2 separate regions of the Homo sapiens genome follow, and region 2 is linked to region 1. A link is an interaction called in ENCODE POLR2A ChIA-PET data of the cell type or tissue named here. Cell type or tissue: B cell. All regions are shown on one strand. Each heading gives the region's core, and the rest is flanking DNA. Links, peaks and the distances in the headings are about the cores only.

Region 1 (8,283 bases), core at 284-8,283:
CATGCCACCACAGTGGGCTAATTTTTTTTTTTTTTTTTGAGACGGGGTTTTGCTCTTGTTGCCCAGGCTGGAGTGCAATGGCATGATCTTGGCTCACCGCAACCTCTGCCTCCCAGGTTCAAGCGATTCTCCTGCCTCAGCCTCCCAAGTAGCTGGGATTACAGGCATAGACCACCATGCCCAGCTAATTTTGTATTTTTAGTAGAGACGGGGTGTCTCCATGTTGGTCAGGCTGGCCTCGAACTCCCGACTTCAGGTGATCTGCCCGCCTTGGCCTCCCAAAGTGTTGGAATTACAGGTGTGAGCCACCGTGCCCAGCCAAGTATTTTTAGTAGAGACTGGGTTTTACCATGTTGGCCAGGCTGGTCTCCAACTCCTGATCTCAGGTGATCCGCCTGCCATGGCCTCCCAAAATCACCCACTCTCTTGCCTCACAGGCTTTGCATGTACTGCACTCTCCCCAGAACCCTCTTAATTCCACTCTTCATCTTAATTCTATTCTTCATCTGGCTAGCTCTGCTTATCCTCCAAATATACTTCTTCCAGGCCTTTTCTGCTCCTCTGGGATAGCTTGGCTCTCCCTGCTGTTACTCTAGTGCTACCAGACTTGTCATTACTCCCATCACTCTTTGCTGTAATTAATTATCTGTTTAATTGTCTACTTCTGGTCTAGTCTATAAGCTCCATGAGGGCAGAAGCCCTGTCTGCCTTGTTCCCTGTGTATTCTCAACACTTAGTACAGTATCTGGCATCTAATGGGAACTTAGTATTATTTGTTTAATGAATGAATAGAATAAACTCACTGTGTTCCTAGTATTATTTTTGTTTGTTGATTGATGTTATAGACTGGTTGCATCTCCTCAAAATTCATATGTTGAAGCTAACCCCTAGTGTGGCTGTATTTGGACATGGGGTCTCTAAGAAAGTGATTAAAGTTAAATGATATCATAAAGATGGGGCCCTGATCCGACAGAATTAGTGTCCTTATAAAAAGATGCACAGGAAAGTTTGATCTCTCTGTGGGCATTCACCAAAGAAGGGTCATAGGAGGACACAGGGAAAAGGCCAACATCTAGGAAGAGAGCCCTCACCAGAATCTGTTTTGCCAGCACTTTGATCATGGACCTCTAGCCTCCAGAACCATGAGAAAATAAATCTCTAATGTTCAAGCCACCCGGTGTGTGGTATGTTGTTATGGCAAGCCCAGGTAGACTTATATAATTGATTATTCTGTTTATGTCTTGTCTCCCTAATGCAAGGGCCAAGTCTTATATTTCTGTATATTGTTCTTTGAAAAACACCACATATGTAGAAAATTCTTAAGAAATATATTGACTGAGTGATTAAAGTGGAAGTCTTTCTACATATTATTCTTTCTTCCTGAAATACATTTCCCTTACTCTTTGACCAGTGAAATTCTATTTATTCTTCAAGCCTCAGCTTCAGTATCACATCCTCAGAATATTCCTAGACCTACCTAATTTAAATTCTTAGCTCCAGCCTGTTATTCTCTCTCATGCCATTTTTGTTCTTTTCTTTCATAGTATGTATGGTAATTTTAATCGTATTTGTTTAATATAAGCTGCATTGAAGGCAGGGACCTTGGTTTGAACATTATGTCCCCATCACCTAGTTCAGTGCCCTGCACAAATATTATAAAATATATAAATATTTTTTGTTGTTGTTGTTTTGCTAAAATATTATAATATTTCGCTCTTGTTTCGTTAAAATATTGTAAATATATAAATATTTTTGAAATATCTGATGATTGAATGACTTGATGACTTAATTTCATCTCACTGATCTAAACATGATGCTTTTTTTTTGACTCCCCCTTTCTGGGCCCAGAGAACATGCTGGTCTTGCACATAAATCCTTAAAGGGTTTTTTTTTTTTTTTTTTTTTTTTGAGACAGAGTCTCGCACTGTCGCCCAGGCTGGAGTGCAGTGGCGCTATCTCGGCTCACTGCAAGCTCCACCTCCCGGGTTCATGTCATTCTCCTGCTTCAGCCTCCCGAGTAGCTGGGACTATAGGCGCCCGCCACCACGCCTGGCTAATTTTTTGTATTTTGAGTAGAGATAGGGTTTCACCGTGTTAGCCAGGATGGTCTCGATCTCCTGACTTCGTGATCTGCCAGCCTTGGCCTCCCAAAGTGCTGAGATTACAGGCATGAGCCACCGCACCCGGCCAAATCCTTAAGGGATTTAAAGTCAAGGCAGTATCTGAAGTATTGAGACTATTCAGAAAATGCATCTTGATTGAGATGAGCTCCGAGATGTGCTAAATGGCGTATGACTAGGGCGCCTAGGGCTGACTCAAAAGCACAGGGAAATAAACTACAGACAGCCCCCAAGTTATGATTTTTTGACTTTATGATGGTGTAGAAGCAATGTGCAGTCAGTAGAAACTGTACTTCAGATACCTATACAACCATTCTGTGTCTCACTTTCAGTACAGTATTCAATACATGAGATTCAGCACTTCATTATAAAATAGGATTTGTGTTAGATAGCTTTGCCCAACTGTAGGCTAAGGTGAGTGTTCTAAGCACGTTTAAGGTAGGCTTTGCTAAACTATGATGTTCAGTAGGTTAGGTGTATTAAATGCATTTTTGACTTGATATTGTCAACTGATGGTGGGGAGCATCTGTAATAAAGGCAGGAGACTATAAGCAAATTAGCTTGTCTGGACTGGAGGCTGTATAAGCTTGGTTGAAATGGTGGTGTTGGGGACAGCTGATAAAAACCTTTGGGTTCCTGGCTGATGACTTTAGTTTTGATAAAATAGACCAAAGGAGCTGTTGATGATGATTGAGCTGGAGAGTGACCTCATGAGACCAGAATTTGAAAAAGATTATGCTAACAGCTGAGGATTATGTGCATTGGAGGAGAGAAAGACTAGGGGCTAGGAATGCAGCAGAGAGGCTGCCAGGGAGTCTGGGCAACTCTGAATATTCACTATTCTAGGATCTTAGATGGTTGAATCTGAAAAAAGATAGAAAATTTAAACAGTTTTGAGTTACTAACTTAAAATGAGAAATATTCTTATCCAATTCCTTGACCTGAAGGCATTCAGATTCTAACCAGAAGACTGCTTACTGAGTACAGACTTAGAACAAAAAGAGTAAATTTAATGATCTTAGTGGCTGTCATCTCTTTTTTTCCTCAGAAGTGACGTATATACCTGACTACTAGATAAAAAATATCTATAGCATCTGGAGTGGATGCCCACCAAATAATAGATTATTTGCTTCTCTCTTTTCTAACTAGGCTCTAAGCAGCCTCATTTTTTCTCTGGGTAAATTGCAGAGCAATGGATTAAACACAGATTGATTATATTTTAGTATTCAGTTTACACCGTAGCTGTCTTGAATAGACTTTGTTTTTGTTACAGATATGTGATTTGGGAGATAGAGGCTGATCTAGGTTTAAACCAGACTGAGTTGGGAGAGCCTCAGATGAGAAATATCCAAAGGTTAATTGAAAACGTGAAGCTTGGCCAGGCGCAGTAGCTCACGCCTGTGATCCCAGCACTTTGGAAGTTCAGGAGGATCACTCGAGGCCAGGAGTTCGAGAACACCCTGGGCAACAAAGAGAGACCCTCATTTCTACAAAAAAAATAAAAAAAACTAGCCAGGCATGGTTGTGTATGCCTCTAGTCTTAGCTACTTGGGAGGCTGAGGTGGGAGGATCTCTTGAGCCTAGAAGTTCGAAGTTGCAGTGAGTTAAAATTATAGCACTGTATGGCCAGGCATGGTGGCTCTCACCTGTAATCCCAGCACTTTGGGAGGCCGAGGCAGGCGGATCACGAGGTTGGGAGATCAACACCATCCTGGCTAACAAGGTGAAACCCCGTCTTTACTAAAAAAAAAAAAAATACAAATTTAGCCGGGCGTGGTGGCGGGCGCCTGTAGTCCCAGCTACTTGGGAGGCTGAGGCAGGAGAATGGTGTGACCCCCAGAAGTGGACCTTGCAATGAGCCAAGATTGTGCCACTGCACTCCAGCCTGGGCAACAGAGCAAGACTCTGTCTCAAAAAAAAAAAAAAATTATACCACTGTATTCCAGCTGGAGAGATAGAGCAAGACTTTGTCTCAAAAAAAAAAAAAACCCCAGAAAAACAAATAAACAAACAAGGAAAGAATTTGGGACTGGAGAGAGAGTTTTCAGGCAGAACTAAAAGCATCTTTTAGTTGCGCACCTTCTTTCAGTTGTACGATCCTCCCGCCTTGGCCTCCCAAAGTACTGGGATTATAGGCATGAGCCACTGTGCCCAGCCTGCAGGTACTTCTACTAAGATGAATAAGAGACCATTCCTGGCCCCAAGGAGCTCACTGTCTGGTGTAGAGGATGCAGACATACAAATACGTAGTTTTAATATAATGATAAATAGTTTCACAAAGATTTTACAAGGCATTACATTAACAAATGTGTACCTGTAATCCCAGCTTCTTGGAGACCCTGTCTCAAAAAAAAAAAAAAAGTACCTGCATATTGTAGGTGCTCAATACATGTTAGTTGTAGTAAAGTCTTTTTTTTTTTTTTTTTTTTGAGACAGGGTCTCTGTCACTCGCGCTGTAAAGCAGTGGCGCCATCTCAGCTCACTGCAACCTCTGCTTCCTGGGTTCAACCGATCCTCCCACCTCAGCCTCTGGAGTAGCTGGGACTACAGGCATGTGCCACCATACCTGGCTAATTTTTGTGGGTTTTTTTTTGTAGAGACAGGGTTTCGCCATGTTACCCAGGCAGGTCTCGAATTCCTGGGCTCAAGCGATCCACCTGCCTTGGCCTCCCAAAGTGCTGGAATTATAGATGTGAGCCACCACGCCTGGCCTCAATAAGTGTTAGTTGAATGAATGAATGAGAGTAATCTGAATGAGGGAGAGGAGAGTTGGTGGCAGAATTTTGGTGTTACAAGCATAGCAGAGAAGGCCCAAGACAAGCACACTAGATCTAGTCACAGGGAAGTCACTGGTGGTGTGCTAGAGAGGAAGTCAGAATTCAAGAAGTAAAAGAGGAAGTCAGTGGAAAGGGAAACTGAGAAGAAAGAATAATCTTTAGCATTAAAAATATATCCCCAATTGCTGAGAAAGGATTTAGGCTCTTTTTGCTTACTGAGAGATACCCATGCTGTGGGTTCCAGGGCCGTCTCTTCTACTGATGTCTCCTTGCTTCCTTGCCCCCTTGGGGGCTAAGCTTCTCCGTCAGAGAACCCTTTTGTCAGTTCTGCCAGCTCCCATGGTTGTCTTAGCATCCTGCATTCTAGTCTCAGGTCGGTCATAACTCAGTGTGACGTTGGGCAAGTCACCCCCTTCTCTCTGGACCTCTGAAGTTCCTTGTAGCTGTTAGCATATCTGGGATGATGCAGTTTGGATGACTGGTGAGGATTCCAACTTGCTCTCTGCTGCTTTGCAACTATAAATCTCTGCCAAACACCAGCTATCCTGCCCTCTGCTTTAGATCCCTAGGTAGACTCTAACCCACCTTAGGCAGGCTCCCTCCCAGTGTCCTTCTCACAGGATTCAGTTCACACATATGTCACTAGACAGCACTGCCTTGACTGCAGTACAGAAATGAGCTTCAACCATTTAAACAATTGAGTGATGAGGCTGAACATATAGCATTCTCCACCTATGCTAAAGCAGTCAAGGAAATGAAGTTTGAGAGGATGATTTAAAGTGTTGGCTGGGCGCTATGGCTCATTCCTGTAATCCCAGCACTTTGGGAGGCCAAGGCAGGTGGATCACTTGAGGTCAGGAGTTTGAGACCATCCTGGCCAACATGGTGAAACCCTGTCTCTACTAAAAATACAAAAATTAGCTGGGCATGGTGGCGGGCACCTGTAATCCCAGCTACTGAGGAGGCTGAGGCAGAAGAATCGCTTGAACTAGGGAGGCAGAGGTTGCAGTAAGAGATCGAGCCACTGCACTCCAGCCTGGGTGACAGAGTGAGACTCCGTCTCAAAAAATAAATAAGTAAAAAATAAAGTGTTGTGATAGCTAGTTTTACTGTGGTCCTTGAACTTTGATTTTAGACACCTTTCCCCTCCTTTTCTGCTTTCATTTTTGGTGTTCTGGGCCTTATGAATTATTGAGCCTTCAGGTGATTCATTGCTTTTTTTTTCCTCCCTCCTTGGTGGGAAGGATTCTTATATACAGAGGATTGGGTTAATCATTCTCCTGATTTATGGCCTTCTTTCTTCAGTGGTCCATGCAACGCCTTTCTTGTTTAATTACTTATTTCTTTTCTTTTTTTTTTTTCTTTTTTGAGGCGGAGTTTTGCTCTTGTTGCCCAGGCTGCAGTGCAATGGCACGATCTGCTCACTGCAACCTCCGCCTCTCCCAGGTTCAAGTGATTCTCATGCCTCAGTCTCCCAAGTAGCTGAGATTACAGGCATGAGCCACAGCACCTGGCTAATTTTGTATTTTTAGTAGAGACGAGGTTTCTCCATGTTGGTCAGGCTGGTCTCAAACTCCTGACCTCAGGTGATCCGCCCGCCTCGGCCTCCCAAAGTGCCAGGATTATAGGCGTGAGCCACTGCACCTGGCCGGATTACTTATTTATTTTCTTTTATCTCATTGACCCAGCCATCCAAACCACACCCACTCTAGGCAATTATTGAATACTTTTAATGTGTATTTTTTTGTTTGTATGTGTTCTTGGATAATGGGTAATGCTTCTAGTATGTGTGTATTATTAAAAATTTTAATAATATTTAGCTCAATACACCCAAAATGTTATCATTTCAACATGTAATCAATATGAGATATGTTACATTCTTCTTTGTCTTCTTTTTTGAGATGGAGTCTCATTCTGTCGCCCAGGCTGGAGTGCAGTGGCTCGATCTCGGCTCACTGCAATCTCCACCTCCGGCATTCAAGTGATTCTCCTGCCTCAGCCTCCCGAGTAGCTGGGATTACAGGCACGTGCCACCACGCCCAACTAATTTTTGTATTTTTAGTAGAGAAGGGGTTTCACCATGTTGGCCAGGCTGGTCTCAAACTCCTGACCTGAAGTGATCCACCTGCCTTGGCCTCCCAAAGTGTTGGGATTACAGGCATGAGCCACTGTGCCAGGCCCACATTCTTTTTTTGTACTTCAAAATCCAGTATGTATTTTACTGTTATAGCATATCTCAATTTGGATGGTAAATTTTCATTATAAACACTTAATCTGTATTTAGATTTCATAAAATGCACAGTCGAAAAAGTAGATTCATATACCTAAGTTGTCCCAAGCATACTTAAAAGTTTTCTAATAATCAAATATCAAAAAAGTATTTTTCTTTAATGTTTACATGCAAACTGACAAAACTACTTCATATTAGTCATATTAGTCATATTTATTTTAGCAGAATTGACTTGACTTTGAAGCAAAAACATATCAGTTTTAAAACTACATCTGTCCAAATTAAGTAAATTCACTAACTCTTCTGTCAACTCAGTATCATTAACACGAAATTCAAAGAGGTATTGTATAAATTGAAAAAGCAACTCTAAATTTATTAATATCAACAAAAGCAACTCTAAATTTATTAATATCAACAAAGCATTATTTAAACTTTTCTTGTTTTTGTAGCCAATTTACATAATACTGTTTATTACAATTAGAATCTTCTGCATACTTACATTGAAATAATGTATATTGATTTGTATTGTGAAAGGTTTCAATTTGAGCATAAATTCCTTCACCTATCTAGATAAGTCAGAGATGTTTTCTTTCCTTGAAGCTTAAATTTATTTATTTATTTATTTATTTACTTATAGACAGAGTCTCATTCTGTTGCCCAGGCTGGAGTGCAGTGGTACAATCTCGGCTCACTGCAGCCCTGCTTCCCTAGTTCAAGCAATTCTCTTGTCTCAGCCTCCTGAGTATCTGGAATTACAGGCATGCACTGCCATGCCCAGCTGATTTTTGTATTTTTAGTAGAGACAGGGTTTCACCATGTTGGCCAGGCTGGTCTTGAACTCCTGACCTCAAGTGATCTGCCTGCCTCAGCCTCCCAAAGTGCTGGGAATACTGGGCTAAAACATTTCGACTTCTATCTTTCATATCCCTTTTTTTAAATTGTCAATTAAATGTAAACGTACTATCCTCCATATCTCTTAGCTTTTCTTTTATGTTTTCTATTTCTTTGCCCTCTTTTTTCTTCTGGGAGATAGTCTTTCTTGTTTTTCAATTCCCTAATTTGTTTCCCAGCTATATCTATTCTGCCACTTTTCAAATCTATTATGTGCTCTATTTTGGTGATTACTTTTTCATACATAAGATATCTGCTTGTTTTT
Region 2 (8,337 bases), core at 278-8,277, 1.0 Mb before region 1:
TTATTACCCAGAGGGCAGCATGGCAAAGTGGGAAAAGGAAAAAAGGACAAGATTGACATCCTGATTCTGCCATTGTTGTTAAATTTCTGCTTCCTTATCTTGTGAAACAGATGTTACCACTGCCTACCTGGGAAAACTAGGAATAACGACTACAGTAAATTATTATGCATTATGGCTTTTATAAACAGAAATTTAAGAACAGCTAAGTTAACTGCAAGATCCCTATTCTGTCAAAAAAAAAAAAAAAAAACACGAGTATCTTGTGTTCAGCATTATGAATATAAAGAATAAAGACATGAGCAGTCTCATAACATAGACAAGTTCAGTCTACTGTAGATCCTTTCACAGAGAAGTAATACAACATACTGAGTGCTAACCTTCCAGCTATTTCTAAAAAGATGGAAGTCCAAGGTTATTTCTAAATTATTTTAAGCATAAAGCTAAATATTTAAGAATGAGTTATAACTGAGTTTCTACCAAATTAAAACAACGATGCTTACAACAGCTTACAGGGCTCCTGATCTCACCTTCTACCACTCATTCTATACCTGGATCAGCATGCATGCTCCTGCCACCCCGGGCTTACTGATGAAAATCCAACAAACCGGGCTCAGTCCCATCTTAGGGCCTTTGCAAGTGTTCTCTACACCTTGAATGCTCTTCCTCAAGATCTTCACAGGTCTTGCTCACACACTTCATACAGATCTCATTCAAACTGTCACCTCCTCAGAGAGGCTTTCCCTGACCACCCTATTAATATAGACATCTCTCTCCCATAACCATCACTTTCAATCTCCTTAGGCTCTTTCCTTTTTATATCTCTTTATAGCACTTGTTAACTAGCCTTCGGTCATTATTTACTTATCTGTCTTCCCTAGTAGGATAAAACTCCCTGAAAACTGTAATATCTTATTGGCTGCTGTACTCCTTGTAACTAAAATCATGCCTGGAACACACTGAGTACTTGATACATATTAATTTTTAAATTGATGAATAACATTTGTGAGTGACGAGGAATATTCATCATTGCAACTTACATAATTTCTTAAACCAGCTGCTTACAATTAAATCTAGCATGTTGAGGCTACTCCTAGAACAGGGGTTCTTAATTTGGGGCTTTAGGGAATCATTAATACCCATGTTTCTGGAAGGAAAATCTACAGCTTTTCTTTAAATGGTCCCTAATCTGAAAAACATCCTAGACCAGTGATTTATGACTCTGGCTACATCATGGAATCTCCTGGTGAATTTTAAACATACAGATGCTTGGATCCCATCCCAGAGGGTGTATTTTTTCTCATCTGTGGTACAACCACAGGACTTCTAAAAAATTACCCAGGTGATTCTAGTGTATAGCAAAAGTTGAGAACCATGCAATTTGAACACAACAAATGTTAACTGGGTGAGAGTCCTCAAAGGTACTTACAGTGGGAAGAAAACAAAAATTGAAAACTATGAATTTTGAGGGAATTGGCATTGCTGGCAAACAGATCAATACACAAGTTCCTGAATAATTCTGTATCATAAAAACATTTTAAACAAAAACTAGTAGCTCTACCTCCACTTAAATACTAACCTGACATTGAGATTCTAGAGCTTACTCCCAGAACACAAATAACACCTTTCACTTAAAACAACGTATTTCAGACAAACATTCACTTCTTAATAACTTACTTATAAAAACCTAAAACTATCAAGAAAACAACAGAATACTTTTTGAAGACGAATCAGCTATATTACAACTATGAAGCTCTTTGTAGTTTTATTCCTAAAAATGCCTTTGAAGCAACACATTTCCACCAATTAATGTCCTCATTTAGCCTCAACTGTTACACAGGATGACAGGCCCTGAATTTAGGTGAAACTAATACTGACAATAGACACAAAGGGGGGGGGGGGATTTCAGAGATTTATTTAGATCATGTCAAAAGGGTTTGAAAAGAGCAGGTGTCAGACTGACACAGGTGGTAAATTGTTTTCTTTTTGAAGTCAAACAAGCAAACATTGAGTAATAAGCGAATTCACTGATACCAACCGAGGGTTTCATAAGTTACTGGTTTTTATACCTTCATCCAAGTAGCCCTTTTAAAAAAGGGATTAGCAAGATAGAGAGCAAAACAACAAAATGTTAAGTATTTGTAAAATAAATAAATCCAGATGCTTAAATCCACAGTGATAAATAATTTTAAATTATTCCTGGATACTTAGAATCACGATGAAACTCATTCCATCTATCCCTTTCTTTCTTTATTCTTGGCTGTATGGAGATACCTGCTGACACAGAAGCACCAGGTCATGAGCACATCTGACATAAAACATTACAAACTTAAAGCAGTATTTTTTAAAATCTAAAGGGCTTAGGGAAGACAGCCATGCTCCTAGCTATGAAGCCTCTGTGGCTTGACTTCCTGGTCATATCACAAGGATTTTTTTTTAAAGTATTATTCAGTTCCCTTGTTGAGTAAGTTAATTTACTAGGAAAGTGCAAACAAAGACATACATGCAGGTACGCAGCTCATCAACGCATTTTAGTTGTGGGGAAAGATCAGGCTTAGGAGACACGAATAATTATAAAACTATTAGAGCTGGAAGAGCCCTCTTTAAATTTCCCTTCTAGAAAGATGGGCACAAGGAAATCCTTAGCTTTCTATGTCGTTTTACTCGGTAAAATAGTACACTCTTATTAGTAACTTTATCTTTTATCAAAAGCCTGTGGAAATAAATGTTCTGGGATTAACTAGTAAATATATAAATAAAGCCACAGAAACATATTCCCAAAATGTGGGCTGGAAATGAAAACAGAACAGCATGGGATACAAAACCCCACTGGCTGTTTACAAAATGTTTCGTGTACATGACTTTTATGTAATAGGAACAGAACACTAGTATAGGAAATGAAGACTACATGGAAGGGCTGGCTACTTGGAGGTGACGGAGTTAAAGATTTCATGAACCATCAAAAGACCAGGTCATTTATACACTAGATTATCAAACCAGAAAAAGTCTGAGTCCCCTCATTCCATTACATTTGAAGAAATGAGAAGCACCAAAAAAATAAAGTATCAATACAAAGAAGAGAGAGAAACTAAGACAATCTGACCCTGAAGGAATCGCAATGTGGAGGGAAAACCCAGCCCTAGGAGTTAATTGTCTAAGTCAGGTAAGAAAAGAGTGAAAAAGTTGAACAGCACAACAGACTATTTCATGAACACCAGATGCCTCGATATGTAAGGGCTTTAAATAAAGAGAAAACACTCTCCTCATGAGCTGCTGCTTCAGTGCCTAGTTCTTCACTCAACTATACCCCCCTCTAAATCAGATGCAGCATTTTGAAATCGACCTCACTCCCTTAACCACACTTAATTTTTGGAGTAGAGGTTAATGAACACACCAGGATAAAACGATGTCTAGTTTGGCAGGAGTGGGAGTACAAAAGTAAGGGGAAAAAGACAAGAAAGAACAAAGCACTGGTTCGCACACCTCTCTCCACCCCAGTTAAGCTGTGGAAAGCTGACTGGCATATCCACATGCTTAAATTATACGTTACTGGCAATGAGGGAAGTGGGGAAATGCTAACATTCTGATTTGTCCCTTGACAAATGAGGGAGGATATTCCCCCCTCAGGGTTGCACTTTAAGAATTTCTACTTGCAATGCTCACTGCAGCCTCGACCTCCCAGGCTCAAGTGATCCTCCCATCTCAGCTTCCCGAGTAGCTGGGACTACAGGTGTGAACCACAACATCTAGCTCATTTCTTGTGGTTTATTGTACAGATGGGCGTCACCACGTTGCCCAGGCTGGTCTCGAACTCCTTGAGCTCAAGTGATCCCCCTGCCTCAGCATCCCAAAGCACTGGGATTACAGGCCTAAGCCACCGTGCCCGGGCTCTCACCACAATTATAAAAAGAGAGAGAATGAAGGGAAGGGTAGAATTTCCTCTTTAAAAGTGGTCTGACTCACCAAACCATCTTCACTGCAAAGCCTTAAACAGTACCAGAATACAGGAAAAGGATATTGTATGCTTTTCTTAGAGCTGGGACAAAGAAATGAGAGGGTGTGGTGGGGGGAAGGAGTAAACAATCAGAGCATAAGTAACCCATATTATACATGGTTTATATGATGCCATCTCCAGGTTTAATCTTTCCCTTTTATTATTTTATGATTATTTTAATGGAGATGGGGTCTTGCTATGTTGACCACACTGGCCTCAAAGTCCTGGCCTCCTAAAGTACTGGGATTACAAGGTATAAGCCACCACGAGCAGCCTAATCTCTCAATTTTAGTTTCCTTACCATAAAACAGACACAATGCTTACTATACAATTAAAATATGCTATAAAATAGTAAGTGAAATAACTATACTAAAAGGCATTCCTGGCATTCAGAAAAGTTGATGGTAGCATCCTTTCCCCCTCAAAGATAGGTACAGGAGGCCCTAATCCAATAGTTCTCAGCCAGGGATTTTTTTTTTTTTTTTTTTTTTTTTGAGATGGAGTCTTGCTCTATTGCCCAGGCTGTAGTGTTGCCATCTCGGCTCACAGCAACCTCCACCTCCCGGGTTCAAGCGATTCTCCTGCCTCAACTTCCCAAGTAGCTGGGACTACAGGCGTGTGCGACCATGCCCAGCTAATTTTTCTATTTTTAGTAGAGACAGGATTTCGCCATGTTGGCCAGGCTGGTCTCGAACTCCCGGCCTCAAATGATTCGCCCACCTCGGCCTCCCAAAGTGCTGAGATTACAGGTGTGAACCGCTGCTCCCAGCCTTGGGGATTATTTTGACCTTACCCCAACCCCCAAAAGGGCACATATAATAAAGTCTGGAAAAATTTTGTTGTCTCAACTAGGGTGAGGGAAGGTCCTACTGGCATTTAGGGGGTAGAGGCCAGAGACGCCATCAGGCATTCTTACAGTGCACAGAATAGCTTCCCATGACAAATAATTATTAGTCCCAAAAGGTTAATGGTGCCTCTGTTAAGAAAACCTGCCTAAAAAACATTCATTTTTGGAAAAACCACATAAACACAGAAGAGGAGCATAACACTCTAGTTCCTACAGTCTATTAAAAAAAAAAACTATTTAAAAGATATTACAGGCTAAGTGCAGTGGCTCACACCTATAATACCAACACTTTGGGAGGCTGACACAGGAGGATTACTTAAGCCCAGGAGTCTTCGGCTGTAGTAAGCTATGATCACGCCACTGCACCCCAACCTGGGTGATAGAGTGAAACCCTATCTCTCAAAAGAAAACATACTCTAAGAACAATCCTTTCTTGTGATAGCTATTACTCAAATGACAAAAGCTGGGGGAAATACCTTGTAAATATCAGAAAAAAACTTCTCCTCCTAAGTAGTTTAAAAATATGCAGATAGGCGGGCACAGTGGCTCACACTTGTAATCCCAACACTTTTGGGAGGCCAAGGTGGGCGGATCACCTGAGGTCAAAAGTTCAAGACCAGCCTGACCAACATGGTGAAACCCCATCTCTACTAGAAATACAAAATTAGCCGGGCATGGTAGTTCATGCCTGTAATCCCAGCCACTTGGAAGGCTGAGGCAAGAGAATCCCTTGAACCCAGGAGGCAGAGGTTGCAGTGAGCCGAGATGGCACCACTGTACTCCAGCCTGGGCGACAGACCGAGATTCTGTCTCAAAAAAACATTAACAAAGAATACTCCAGATCATCCAGAAAGTCAGTATCTGATAGTGTTTATATGGAGAACTCCTGCACTGGAATGTAAACTCCTAACCCTAGATCCATCTCTTCTCAGGTCTTCCTATCACCTCAGCCTACAGCAGTCAATCCTTCCCTCTAACCACTCCCTCCTCCTAAGATTTCAGCATTTAATGCCTGTACCATGTATCTAATACTTAGTACACAATGCCTAATTCTTGTTTTTTAATTTTTATTTAAAATACTAAAACGAAACAGAGACGGGGTCTCGCTATGATGCCTATTCTGGTCTAGAACTCCCGGGCTCAAGGGATCCTCCCAAGGAACTCGGCCCACAATGTCTAATTCTAATGCTTCCTCTTTTACTTGAAAGTGGAGGGGAAGGCTGGGAGCAGTGGCTCACACCTGAAATCCCAGCTACTCAGGAGGCTGAGGCAGGAGAATCGCTTGAACCAGGGAGGTGGAGGTTGCACTGAGCTGAGATCACACCACTGTACGCCAGCCTGGGTGACAGAGTGAGACTCTATCTCCAAAAAAAAAAAAAAAAATCAGTCACATAAATTACTCATTGAAGACAGGAACCAAGTTTTCAATTCTTCTTAAGTGTTTTCATCATTCCTGATCTAACCACCAGAGAAGTGTTTCCTTGCCCTTTGGTGGCAAGGTTAATCTTGGTGATAAATGATCCTGAAAGGCTAGTCTCCAAATAATTAGAACCTTGAAAATGTTTATATTTTTCTCTGCTCGGAAAATTCTGGAACCCCTTTTCTAGGACTGCCACAAGGACACTTCTGACTATCCTCAATGATGACACATTTTAGTTTCCATTCAGATTACCAATTATGGTAACTCCCCTGATCACTGTTTAAGTACTACTTATTAAAGGAACAAACATTAAGCTATTGCTCTTGGAAGGCCAGCCTGCTAGGAAACACCCAAGAGCAATTCTGTACCTTATCCTTCCCTAAATTAGTCAGCCAATCTTACCATTCAAGGATGAAATTAAAGGCATTTATCTCATCTAGTAATACCATCAGTAAACCATGGAAGCTTAAATAATCTAACATTGCTTTGGACATTATGGAAATGACAACCTCAGCACCTAATAAAATGTAAAACCAAATATATACATATCATGTCAATGTCTTGAATGTACAATTACCTTGAAAATTTCAAAGTCACCTCACATTTCTCAACTCTTGGACCTGAGACCTGCTTACTATCAAGTTATCATTGAGAACAAATTAAGAATTCTCAATTGAGAGGTCACCTGTTGCACTAAGCAAACCGCCTGCAAATACTAAATTAGCTTTTCTACTTACACTATCAAGTCAAATTACTTCTGGTAATGCTTGAGTGTATTTGCATGAGATCAATTTCATATACAGTTGGGCAGAAGCAAAATGAGTCTTAAGCAAGCTTCATTCTGTTTTCATCTTACAAAGAAAAGACTGGCCTGTCCTCCCAGCCTTTTGAATAAGGATCTTGAAAAATTCACTACGCACAGGGTGTGCCCAAAGAATACTTGCTGGAAAAATATGCTGGGAGAGTGCCAATTTAAAAAGAAAAACATTTTCGCCCAGTTGGAAATCTAGAGAAAGAATAGTTGTAGCAATTCAGCTAAAAACTCTCAAGACCTGAAGAAAATTTTAGAAAAACCCCAGATCTTTTTGTTATTGGAGTAAAATTCTATGAAAGGCAACTAAATGAATCAATGAAGTATTCAACTATGCTAATTTTATGCACCTAAAAAGCAGTAACTGAAATTCTGCCTTTGACATTTGACGGTGCAAAAAGCACTAAGTACCTTATTTGTTCTACATAAATGAACTTTATAATCTGCAATAGTTTTTAAATCAACTGTTTCTGGGAAATAATGAAAGCATTTTATTTTCCTTTTTAAAAAAGCAAGAATAACAAAACTTCTTTATTGTTTTGCTTTTTGGGAGGAGGGGTTGGGGGAATTGGGATAAATTTTTGTTTTCCATTAGAGACTTTTTTTTTTTTTTTTGAGACAGTCTCGCTCAGTCGCCCAGCTGGAGTGCGGTGGCACGATCGATCTCGGCTCACTGCAACATCTGCCTCCCAGGTTCAAGTGATTCTTGCACCTCAGCCTTCCAAGTAGCTGGGATTACGGGCATGTGTCACCATGCCCAGCCAATTTTTGTATTTTTTGTTTTGTTTGTTTTTGAGACTGAGTCTCGCTCTATCGCCCAGGCTGGAGTGCAGTGGAGCAATCTCAGCTCACTGTAACCTCCACCACCTGGGTTCAAGTGATTCTCCTGCCTCAGCGTCCCGAGTAGCTGGGATTACAGGTGCCCGCCACCACACCCGGTTCATTTTTGTATTTTTAGTAGAGACGAGGTTTCACCATGTTGGCAAGGCTGGTCTCAAACTCCTGACCTCAAGCGATCTGCCTGCCTTGGCCTCACAAAGTGCTGGGATTACAGGCATAAGCCACCACACCCGGCCAAGAGACTTATTTCTGAAGCATAACACTCCAGCAATAGCTTGATTAAGCTAAAAAGATACCCATCTGTTACAGGCCTTTGTCTTCAGTCTCTCACTACAACACCCACCCCTTTCCAGGTCCACTCAGAACCTTACGCTCAGATTTTTTTTTCACTGCAATAAGTGAACACAACAAAAAATTACAGTTACTAC

What was found. ChIA-PET counts read pairs that join two places held together with the same protein. Peaks named below come from ENCODE experiments on the same cell type or tissue, not always from the same donor. Only the 100,000 strongest peaks of a DNase experiment are listed, where the experiment ranks them.
Region 2: POLR2A ChIA-PET joins it to region 1 with 12 read pairs; 2 of 35 experiments call an interaction of 5 or more read pairs at or near these places.

The regions. Positions count from the first base shown.
Region 1 is chr17:47,195,209-47,203,491 of GRCh38, forward strand. It overlaps a transcript of MYL4 not described here. Among named protein-coding and RNA genes, the nearest start is that of MYL4, 10 kb to the right of the region's middle. RefSeq lists a cis regulatory region at 2,562-2,985 and an enhancer at 5,203-5,252. In B cell, for the core only: no CTCF peak of the experiment used is centred there; a DNase peak (open chromatin) is centred at 5,003; H3K4me3 peaks cover 791 bases; H3K27ac peaks cover 3,867 bases.
Region 2 is chr17:46,150,696-46,159,032 of GRCh38, forward strand. All of the region lies in intron 2 of KANSL1 (KAT8 regulatory NSL complex subunit 1), which reads right to left. It overlaps LOC107985027 (a long non-coding RNA gene), which reads right to left. Exons shown (of 2, transcript XR_001752923.1): 2 at 233-2,271. Among named protein-coding and RNA genes, the nearest start is that of KANSL1, 39 kb to the right of the region's middle. In B cell, for the core only: no CTCF peak of the experiment used is centred there; no DNase peak of the experiment used is centred there; H3K27ac peaks cover 2,876 bases.